2 separate regions of the Mus musculus genome follow, and region 2 is linked to region 1. Evidence: chromatin contacts called from ENCODE Hi-C or POLR2A ChIA-PET data. All regions are on one chromosome and are shown on one strand. Each heading gives the region's core, a stretch centred on a gene start or an enhancer-like site at or near the end of the contact. The rest is flanking DNA. Distances are from core to core; before and after follow the strand shown.

What was found. Hi-C counts contacts between places; a loop is a spot of excess contacts on that map. ChIA-PET counts read pairs that join two places held with the same protein, here RNA polymerase II (POLR2A).
Region 2: a loop to region 1 is called in a map of left cerebral cortex, with 3 times the contacts of the local background. The contact joins the promoter of Brpf3 here to the enhancer-like site in region 1. A Hi-C loop is called at or near these places in 1 of 37 maps with a recorded cell type or tissue (left cerebral cortex). POLR2A ChIA-PET finds 5 or more read pairs at or near these places in 2 of 5 experiments (Patski and embryonic stem cell).

The regions. Positions count from the first base shown.
Region 1 is chr17:28,873,054-28,878,608 of GRCm38, forward strand. Pnpla1 (patatin-like phospholipase domain containing 1) reads left to right here. Exons shown (of 10, transcript NM_001034885.3): 2 at 3,759-3,991; 3 at 4,334-4,399; 4 at 5,313-5,522. Among named protein-coding and RNA genes, the nearest start is that of Pnpla1, 17 kb to the left of the region's middle. Within about 2 kb of position 2,446, at least 1 of the 3 ENCODE cell types and tissues checked has a DNase peak (open chromatin) inside an H3K27ac peak, as active enhancers do.
Region 2 is chr17:28,797,591-28,803,377 of GRCm38, forward strand. Brpf3 (bromodomain and PHD finger containing, 3) reads left to right here and starts at 3,536. Exons shown (of 13, transcript NM_001081315.1): 1 at 3,536-3,771. It overlaps Gm35883 (a long non-coding RNA gene), which reads right to left. Exons shown (of 4, transcript XR_003952337.1): 4 at 5,301-5,740.

The DNA.
Region 1 (5,555 bases), core at 1,196-3,695:
TTTCCCCTCCCCCTCCTCCCTCCTCCCTCCCCCCTCACTTCTCTCTCTGAGACGGGGTCTTCCATGTGAGCATGGCTGGAGAACTCTCTATGTAGACCTGTAAAGTAACTTTTGCTAACCTGATGTAATTGTCTTCTTACGTCGATTTGCTAACCCAGGCCTACCTAGTCCTGGAAGCTTCTAGCCTCTGTACAAACTAATCTAGGCCTAGAATGTTTTCAGCCTCTGAGACTTGCCACTGAATAAGCTCACCATTTCTAGCTCTTTCTGAGCTCTGGCTGGCTGGTTCAACTCAGCTGTTCTTGCTCAAACTCTTCTCCAAGCTGACTGATCCAATCTGGCTTCTGACTGAATTGCTCTGCTCTGCCTCATACTAACTCTGGCAATCTCTTCTAATCTTCTGGCTCCTTCTCCTTCTCTGGCTCATCCTGTCTCCACCTGTGTCTAGCTTGTTCTCTCTCTGCAATCATCTGTGTAAAACTCTCCCGGTAAAACTGCTTCCTCTCTTTTTCTCTCTGTGTTCTCTTTCTTAAACAGACTCTCTTTCCTTCTGTTCACGTGAGAGTTAAGCATATACTATTCTGTCAAATCTTTCTCTGATTTGTCACTTTGTCTACCACTCAAATAGACATCACTTTCAAACATGGCTGCTTCCTTCTACAAACTCACTTTACCTTCATCGTTTGGGAGTAAAGGTGCGGATTAAAGCTATGTCTGTATTGCACCCAGAGGGATTAAAGGTGTGTGCTAAGGGCCTACACCACAACTAGAAGTAGGAATCTCAGGGTTCACGGTGTGATCAAATAGCCTTCAACAGTGACCAGATTCAATTTGAACTTGAAGCAACCCTCCTGCCTCTATCTCCAGTGCTCTGGGATGACCAGCATGAGCCATCAGAACTGCTAATGGTTGACTCCACAAAAGGAAGTTTGTTAGACCTGGTTACTTATCCATTTCCCCTCCTTACTACCAAAAAAGCTGGGGGAGAGTGAGAGAGGAGGGAAAGACAGTGAGGGAGGAGGGAGAGACAGTGAGAGAGGAGGGAGAGACAGTGAGGGACCCCAAGAACAGACACACAGGGACCCACAAGGACAGACACACAGGGACCCCAGGGACAGACACACAGGGACCTCGAGGTTGGACACACACACAAACCAGGAGGGAAGCAAGAAGATGCAGAGAGACAGACGACCTTTCGGTTTGTGCCTGCTTTAAGCATCAAGGAAGAATTTTAAGCCAAACTCCCCCAGGCTGAGAGAAACCAGTTGCCTCCCTGCCTCCCTCTGGTTTTGTGTGTGTGTGTGTGTGTGTGTGTGTGTGTGTGTGTGTGTGGTACACAGCTGATTTCCAGACTGAACCATTTTCAGCTGCATGGATCCTGGAAATGTCAGGGCTATTTCCATTCTCCTCATCCCTGTCACTCCCCTCCCTGTTGACTAGGAATGAATCCTGTTCTAAAGCTGAAGTTAAAGCAGGCACTTGAAGCCTGACTCGTGCAGACCTTTGACCTCTCATGCCCACTTCACTCATGCCCACTTCTAGTGGATAGTCCGGCACAGGTAGAGAATATAGCATGGGTTGTTCTTCTTGTGTGTGTGTTTAAGTATTTATATATATATCGTTTTTTCGAGACAGGGTTTCTCTGTATAGCCCTGGCTGTCCTGGAACTCACTTTGTAGACCAGGCTGGCCTCGAACTCAGAAATCCACCTGCCTCTGCCTCCCGAGTGCTGGGATTAAAGGCATGTGCCACTACACCCGGCAACAAAGGTTTTAAAATGGTTCATCCGATGGCATACATCTGTCATCCCAGCACTAGGAAACTGGCAGAAGGGAGATTAAGAGTTCAAGGTTGTTCTTGGCTACATAGTGAGTCTGAGGTCAGCCTCCGTTACAGGAAACCAGTTCCCAGAAGCGCATACCTCCGTGGTAATCTGTCTTCTGGGTGACCTTGGTGGCCACTTGCCAGGTTGTTTTCTAACCTGCCAGCTGGTCACCTCCCTCCCTAGAGGGAAGGTGCTGAGTACACATGTCTGTACATGGCAAGGCTGACACTGCCGGGCTTGCTACTCCCAGGAAGGAGAAGGAGCAGTCCATGTTCGGAGCAAAGCCTGGGGTCCCTATCGTGTAAGGCAACTGTGATCTGGGTGTGGGTGAGGGGTGGCTTGGCATCAGAAAAAAAAACGAGACAACAGCAAACCAACATTGCCTGACTGTGTGACCTCAGGCAAGGCGCTTTTCCCTGCCTCAGTTTCTCTACCTGTCCAACGCCACTCTAGCATTAGCAGTCTCTAGGATTAGACCAGTAACGTATAATCCACGAACTATAAAATGCAATAGGAATAAGCTGTCCTTTTGTCTCTAAATTGCTGTGTGTGACTCTGGGCAAATCAGTTGCCTTCTCTGTGTGTCTGCCGCCAGGCACTAGAATGAATGCCAGACTCTCCAAGCTGGAAAGACTCCGCCCTTCCCACCCGCCCACAGAGCTGCTGGATAAGCTCTCTGACAGGGGTGCTTATGCAACCTCCGCTCTGCTGCCTCCCACAGCAGAGAGCTCATGGCTACACAAGCCCCTGGTACATATGCATGACGCTAACTTTAAACAAATTTTTCCAAATGAGATAGTTCTTTAAGGGCTGGCTGTGTAGCTCAGTGGTCAAGCATCAAACGTATGCAAATATGTGCAGAGCCCCTAGTTCAATCGCTGGCACCAAGAGAAAACAGTATTTGTGGGACTGGAGAGGTGACTTCGTCATTAAGGGCATCTGTTGCTCTTGTAGAGGGCTTAAGTTCAGCTCCCACTGGCCATGTCATATAGCTCCAGGTCCAGGGGATCCTACAACCCTGTCTAGCATCTGTGGGCACACACACACACATGTGTACGTACATACACAGGAATAAAAATAAAATGTAAAAATCAGGTTTTGAGGGCTGGTGAGATGGCTCAGTGGGTAAGAGCACCCGACTGCTCTTCCGAAGGTCTGGAGTTCAAATCCCAGCAACCACATGGTGGCTCACAACCATCCGTAACGAGATATGACGCCCTCTTCTGGAGTGTCTGAAGACAGCCACAGTGTACTTACATATAATAAATAAATAAATAGGTAAATCTTTAAAAAAAAAATCCGGTTTTGAGATCATAGTTAAGCTAAGTGGACAGAGTTCTTCCCAGCATGCATGCAGCCCTGTGCTCGCTCCTTGGCACCGCATAAACCAAGCATAGGTCATGCCTGGAACCCTGGCTCTATTGAGGAAGAGACTGTAGAATCGGAGTTCCAGGTCATCCTTGCCTACGTAGAGAGGGTGCAGTCTGCCAAGGGTATGTGGCCTCTAAGCAAGTGCCCTTGTCACTTGGTAAAAGATTTCCAACCACATCTGTGTTTGTGTAGGACCCTCATAATGACAGCTTGGTGGCAGACCTCAGGTGCAGGGACAAGAAGCTGCCAGAGCTGTTTTGCAGGAAGAAAATATCTTTCTAGTCGCTGACAATTCCTGATGGGTGGCCACGCATGGTCAAGAAGCAGGACACCTGGGTCCCATGCTGGTGCCAGTGTCTCCTAGCTGTAGGGCATCTAGGACATTCTCCTTTATGGCCTGGCTCTGTTCTGTTCCTGAGGCCCCCCCAGCTTCTGGGTCTGAGGCCTCCTCCTCGCTGTGAACGGCTGGGTGAAATGGTTGACATCACTGAGCCCCGGGGGCGCCTCCCCATGTTCCTGAGCAGTTGCTGAGGGTGCATCCGCCACTCTGCTCCCTCCACAGAGAAATACCTCAGAGTGCTGAATATGGGCCTGGCGGAGGTGAAGAAGTTCTTCCTGGGACCTCTGTCTCCGTCCTGCAAGATGGTACAGATGATGCGACAGTTTTTGTACGATGTGCTACCGGAGGACTCCTACAAGTTCGCCACCGGGAAGCTGCATGTGAGCCTCACCCGAGTCACGGACGGAGAGAACGTCGTGGTTTCCGAGTACCGATCCAAGGAAGAGCTCATCGAGGCAAGGCCCTGGTTGGAGCGCCCCCGCCTGGGAGAACAGGGGCAGCTCAGTCCAGCCCACTCCCCAGCTTCCTCCCTTCTTCCCTTTTTTGCCTGCCTGGCCCTTCCCTTCCTTCGTGCCCATGGCTCTGCCAGGAGCAGTTCTACGAGAGGAGACTAGATTAGTCTACTAGGTGGTCCGGTAGATTACTAAGGCCCCAACTAGGCATCAGGATGGGAAGTGAGTTTCAGGCTGTTTCCCACGCCAGTACCCATCCTTTAAAATTAGTGGAAAATTGGTAGGGGTCAAGGGTCATTGGCACCCACCCCAGGGCCTTAGCATCTCAGCCCCGTCTCTCCTCAGGCCCTGTATTGCAGCTGCTTTGTTCCTGTTTACTGTGGCTTCATCCCCCCAACGTATCGGGGAGAGGTGAGTGACTGGGGCACCTTAAGGTGAGGATCGTTTACTACTCAGAATTCCTAGCTTTTTCAGGGCTGCTTTCTCTAGGTGGTCCAAGACCTCTCTAGATTCACCAACCCTGTACTGAACCCAGCAAGTCAAAGTCCCAAGGTTGCCGGGTTCTCCCAGAAGTCAGCGTGCAGAATACAGACCCCAGAACACAGGGCCCTGAGAGCCTGACTGAGGAGACCCCCTGGGGGTATCTGGGTCAGTGGTCACAGGCTTTCATGTGCCCATGGGTGACTCAGAGGCATCCTAAGACAATGAGGACTCGGCTTTAACAGATCTGGACATGGGGGTGGGTGGGTATGGGGGACTTTTGGTATAGCATTGGAAATGTAAATGAGCTAAATACCTAATAAAAAAATGGAAAAAAAAAAACAGATCTGGACAGACCAAGATTCTGCATCTCGGACTGGCTTTAGGGTACCCTGTGACTGGTCTCCTGGCTGCAGTCTGAATAGTGGGGAGGTAACATTTTATGGGACTCCTGGGATAAGAGTACTGGTCATCTCTTGTTCTGTTCATAAGTAAGGAACCCAATAGAAGCCCCACCCCACCCCCAACTCCAAATGAAAGGGGTTGGAGATGGCTGTACTGTGAGGTTGTAGAAGGGACCTTGGTCTCTTGAGTCATTCAAAGGAGGGACCCCATACAGAGACCATTATCAGCAAGATTCTCTAAGGGAGAAGAGTCCAGGGCCCAGAGCATTAGACTTGGGAGTCCCCAGGCCCTTAGAGATGCAGCAAGTGGCCATGCCCACACCAACCACCATTTATCTTGGGGACCTCAGCCTCAAGGCTGGTTGCAAAAGGTGTCTCTTCCATGGCCCCAGCTCCCCTGTGTCTTCTCTGGCTGAGCGTCTCTCTTCTCTTCCCTGCAGAGATACATCGACGGTGGCTTCACAAGCATGCAGCCCTGTTCCTTCTGGACAGACTCCATCACCATCTCCACCTTCAGCAGCCAGCAGGACATCTGTCCGAGAGACTGCCCCACCATCTTCCATGACTTCCGAATGTTCAACTTCTCCTTCCAGTTCTCCCTGGAGAATATCACCCGCATGACACATGCGCTGTTTCCCCCGGACCTGGTGGTGAGAGACAGGGCCGATGGGGTGGGATCCAGA
Region 2 (5,787 bases), core at 2,286-4,785, 74 kb before region 1:
GAGTGTGATTTTCACCTCGGACACCCTTCCTGCGTTGCCAGAATTCTTTCAGCCAAGTCCTTAAGGAAGGGATATTTATTAGAAACCATCTAACAATGAGTGAGGGTCCATTTTTCTGATCAAGAGCTCTTTATTAATCCAGGGGTGCAGCACTGAACCATACTTACCTCCTGCCCGAGGCCTCCTGCCATGGTGAGCTGGTGACCATGAAGCAGTAACAGGGATTGTGAGCTGCTTCGGCGTGCAGGGTAGGACCGAGTGTGGGGGTGCAGGGGGCTTTTTTTCTCATGTCTCTTTTAGTTGTTGTCGTTGTTGTTTTTTTAAATATATTTATTTGTTTAAGTGCACTGATTGGTGTTTTGTCTTCATCTGTGTCTGTGAGGGCCAGATCCCCTGAACCTGGAGCTACAGACAATTAATTGTAAGTGGGTGCCCTGAACCACTGAGCCATTTCTGCAGCCACCTCTCTTTTAAATAGTAAAACACTCTCCTTTATAAATAAATTAAGTTTTTCCTGAGTCTTAAAACAAGCCTTGGTGGGGATGGTGAGATGGCTCAGTGGGTAAAGGTACGTGATACCAAGGCTTGAGACCTGAATTAAAGCCTTCACACTCACAAGGTAGGCAACTGAGGCCTGGAAGTTGCCCTTTGACCTATACCCATGGGCACTGTTGAGTACAATAAATAAATAAATAAATAAATAAATAAATAAATAAATAAATTCATGAATAAATTCAAAACATGAAGTAAAAATTGTAGATTGGAAAGACTTAGAATGTGCATTAAGGGAGCTTAGGGTCTCAGAGAAAAAAGTATGTGTTTTTCTTGTTGTGTCTACTCTGATCTCAGCCCTAGTGTGTATGTTCCTAAGTGAACACGTGTTCCCATGGTCAAGGTTAAGGAGCAGAAAGGGGATCAGGGAAGGCTAAAGGTTCAGTGTTAAGGAAGGACAAATACAGATGAAGGAGAGAAGTCAGAAAGACTATACACCGCTAACTGCTTTTCATAAAAGAGTTTCAGCTCGTTTATGGATTTTTCCCTTTTTCTTGTAGTGGAAAATATATTTGACACTGATTGTGTAAAATCCACTGTGAAGCCCCACAGCTCTGGGGTAGCTATTCTAGCTTTAAGAGTCCACCATCTCAGTGAACTTTGGGTCTGGTTAATTTGGTGTGTGTGTGTGTTCACTATGAAGTTTTGTTTTGTTTTATTGGGACAGCCTCTCTCCGTGTGGTGCTGGCTGGCCTGGAACTTGCTATGTACACTAAGATGGTCTGGAACTTACAGAGATCTGCCTCCTGTGTGCTAGGATTAAACGCATGGGTAGAGCTCGTGATAGTTTTAATGAAAAAGAAGAAAAATAATCAAACAAATATTTAGAGTCAAAGGCAGAGTCCTTGTTTTGTTGTACTTAATTTCGCACTGCTTAATGGACAGGCCAGGGACTGATGACTTCAAACTCTTTAAAATAGCTGAAGATTAAGGCGAATTAAATGCAGTGCCTCTGGGATGTCTGATCCAAATTTGTTTTTAATGACATAATTGTCACATATTACATCTGAGATTACATCCCAGTGAACTGGCTATCTGTGAGGTTATGCTACAGAAAACGAATTTCCCGTGTCAAAAGGAAAACAAGGGCGGCGCTAATGTTTTAAGGGCGAGGGTGAAGAGGGGGAGAAAATTTTGTTGAGCCCAGTCTCATAAAGTGACCAGGAATGGCTGGTGACAAGAGGAGGCTGACATGTGCTCTCAATGGATCTTAAATCACTGCAAGGACAAGCTGCGACATCTTCTCAGGGTTTTTATTTGCCTAATTTAGAGGGTAGAGGTCCTTCCCAATCATGCAAATCAGGTCATGCCCAGAAGCAACCGCGAAGAATAAAAGATAAGGAGACACAAGTCCTATGTAAATGTTTATATTTCATTGTAAAAGAACAAGACGTGAAATTCCTATTTGTTCCTCAATTTTTTTAAAGCTAAAAGTAATTGCAATATTTTCTTCCTCTAGGGCCTTCCCTTCCACAATTAATCTTTCCACACCTTCCCTCCTGTGATTATTCCCCCAAGCTTTAACAACAGTTGACTAATTCACAGCATTTCTGCTTCAAAGCTTTCAAAACACTGTGGGGTGGGGGTGCTGGCGGAGGCGATTGCTTGGCTCCACAAGCCACGCCCTTTCCTTCTTAAAAATTGGTTATTTTTGCAGTATGTTATTACCATCTATCAAGAACACACTCCTGTAAGGAAACCCAACTTCCATGCTTCACTCAACTGGTAAATTCTCAACTCTTAGGATGCTGAACACCTATACTTCAATGTAAATAAAAACACAAGGTTTGGGCCGTGAGAAATGTTTATTCTCTACTCTTTCAACTGTAGTACCCAGGTCCTGGATACCAGAGCCAATCGAGCAATTGAAAGTCTCACCAGCCGTTCGTGTAGAGGAAACGCTTTCAAAATATATCATTCATCTTCATCTTCGATAGCAGTTTATCCATATATCCTTTATAAGCATCATTAAGTATTGGTGCTTAAGATCTCTGTCACGAGGTAAGCTTTCAAATTTATAGGTACATGCGCTCGTGGAGGGGCAAAGGGACCTTTTCTTCTATTTATTTTTTCTTTTATTAGAACAAAAGGCAGCTTGAGTACACTTCAAAGTCTGGGAGTTGCTGTTTGACAGGCAGGCTGCCTTTGAGAAAGCCGTTCAGTGCATTAAATTAACCGACTCCTGGCCAAATCAAATTCAAGGGGAAAAGTATTTCCCATGCCTAGAGTGACAAACGGAATTACGAGGCACGCTTAAGCAGACTGTCAAACTTTTATGTTTACTTAAAAAAAAAAAAACTCCACACAGATGGAAAAGTCTGGTCCGTGGCAGCCTTGTGTGCCAGGAGAGGCTCACCTGTACACACACCACAGGCACGGGTCTTTCCCGGGCTGTCCGCACTGGGGGAGGGGATGGGTGGACATCGCTAGACCTTTGTCCCGGGGGCCTGGGGAGGGACGACTTTCTGGAGGCTTCGCAGCCACCTGCACTCTGGGAAGCCACACACAGTGTGGCCCTCCGGGGTCGTCCTGGGGCGAGCTTTGTGGGTGGGTGGGAGCATGGGCGTTCCCACCTCGGGGGCGGCGGGTGGCCCCACGCTCTGGCTGGGATGGGGTGAGCCACCGCTCCGTGGATTCAGAGTGGGAACCCCGACTAGATCAGCTCTGGGACAGGCCCAGGGTGAAGCGGCCCCGCCGCGTCCGCACCGCCACCGTGAGGCCGTGCCGGGGACGGTGCCCCGTGGAGGTGGCGCTGCCGCTTCGCGCTCATCTCCCCGCCCGTCTCCCCGCCGCCGCTGCCGCCGCGCCGGGCTGGGCTCGGGCGGGGGCATCCGCTCCGGTCTCCCCGCGCTTTCGCGCTCCCGCTTCGCGTGCGGCGGCTCGATCCGGGGAGGGAGTGAGGGAAGGGGTGGAGGTGGCGGGGGGAGGCCGAGGGGCGGATCCTGCCTGGGGGCTGATCCCTCCCTCCCCTCGGCCGGGCTCCGTGGCGGGCGGCAGCGGTGGTGGCGGCGGTGGCTCCATTCCCCCTCCTCCCCCGGGAGAGGCGGCCGGGCCCGGGGAGACGGAGCGGAGGGCCGGAGCGGGAGGAGGCCGCGCTCCCTCAGCCGGGCCGCGCACGGAGCTGCTCGCTCGCCCGGCCCGCTCGCCCGGCCGCTCACCCGGCCGGCCGCGCTCGCGCTCAGGGGGCCCCCGAAGCTAGGGGCCCGGCCGGCGGCTGAGGTAAAATGGGGGCGGCGGCGGCGGGGCCGGAGCGAGCGGGGGCGGCGGGGGCCGGCGGGGAGCGAGCGCTGCGCGCGAGGGGGCGGCCGGGGCGCACAGGGGTGTCCCGATGGGGCGTGGGGGTGACGCGCGACCTCTCCCCCGGAGCGAGGGCGGCGACGAGGCCGGGAAAAGCGCGCGGAAGGGAGCTGCAAAGCGAGGACCCCCTCCCGCACCCGCCATCTTGTTTCTCCCCGGTCCTGGCAGCCAAACGGCTAAGCCCCGCCCTCCCCGTGCTCCCCTATTGGCCTGGCTAGACCAGAGTCCCGCCTTCAGGGGCCGCCCTCGGCGCACGGGTTCCCCCTTGACGGGCAGGTTGGGCGGCCAATAAGTGCTTGCATCTCCGCGTCCTCCCCCCCCCTCCCCACCCCTCCGCCGTTCGCTGGCGCTCGCTTTCTCTGTGAGGGTCGGACTCTGCGTCTATCTGTGGTGCGCCTACCCTCTGGGTTGTTTTTTTTAGGGGGAGATATTTCTCTTTTTTCTCCTTCGGGGGGTGTCGTGAAGATTCCACTGGAAGAGGAGTCCCTTTAAAGGGACAGAGACCTTGTCTGGAGTCTTACCTGGTCTCATGAGTCCCTTGTGTGGCGTGCAGGGCGGGTTCCGTCCAATTGTTGAAACTCCTCATTCGGGGGCCAGGGTGAGGTGGTCGAGTTGGGGATCCCGGGTCGCTAAGAACGTCTCTGAAGGGGGCTGTTGGGGGTACTCGGCAGTGTGTGTATGGGAAGAGTTGTGTACGTGAGGAAACTCCCGCCAAAAAAAAAATACCAACCCTGGTCTAGTTGTTAGCTCCTTGTAGGCGAAACTCTTGGTTTCCCCTGGCAGTAGCCCAGCTGGGTCCCATGGGTTTGCCCCCTGTGATCGCATCGCGGGAGCCCCGAATGGGGATGGAGACGACTTCTGAGACTACAGGATGGGGTTCTTGTAGATTCTTCAAAATCGATACTGAAGTGTGTGTTTCCTCTCCAGAGGCTGCTTGCCTTTGGAGAATTGGGGAATGGAATCTGTTGGCTGGGACTACTTTTGAGACCTTGAGGTTGGTACGGGATCTCGTGCCCTCAGGGCTTCGGGTTGAACAGAAGTGCGGTAAAGGTCCTTTAGCTCCAAATGGTGGTGTATGCCTGCCTCAGGTTGCTCCACAGCCAGGTTAACTTAAGTCACACCTTGGGACTGAGAGGCCTTTACACTGTGGTTGTCAATGGTGACTTATTGATCATCCTTAAGAAGTAGATATTTCTGCCCTTGCTTTTATTACATTTTTATTTTTTTTAAATTTTATGTGCCTGGGCATGTTGCCTGATATATGCCGGGTTCCCCAAGAATTCAGAAGAGGGCTTCCAATACCCTGGAACTGGAGTTACTGGAGTTGTGATCCACAGTGTGGGTGCTAGGCATCCTCTTAAATGCTGTTATTTTTCCAGCATGCATATATATATATAATTATTATTATTAAACAATATGTGTATTGGTGTTTTGCCTAGGAATTGAACCTGGGTCCTCTGGAAGAACAGCCAGTGCTCTCAACTGTGCTGAGCCATCTCTCCTATGAACATTTTACATTTTTAGAGGGTCTCGCTATGTGCGTTGCTAGTCTGAAATACTATATAGATCTGCTTGGCCTCAAATTCCACAGAGAAGGCAGTACTTAAGAATAGCGCCTCTGCCTCCAGAGTACTGGGCTGGAAAGTGTGCTAGTACACCCCACCCCACACTGTTTTATTGATGCACTGTGGAGGCAGAGAAATTCAAAGCTTTGTCCAGGTTACACAGGAGCAGGATTAGAACCTAGGTTGGTGCAGAACATCCTCTCTCTAGAGCTCTCCGAGACTCTTGGTGTTTGTAGCCTCTCAGCTTGCTAGGAGATCTGGATTCACACATTTTTCTGAGCTTCTGTTTTCTCGTGGCTGAAATGGAGATGATGTCTGCACAGTCTCTTGAGGTAGTTGTGAGAAAGATTAAAAAGAAAAGGCCATTGTAGTT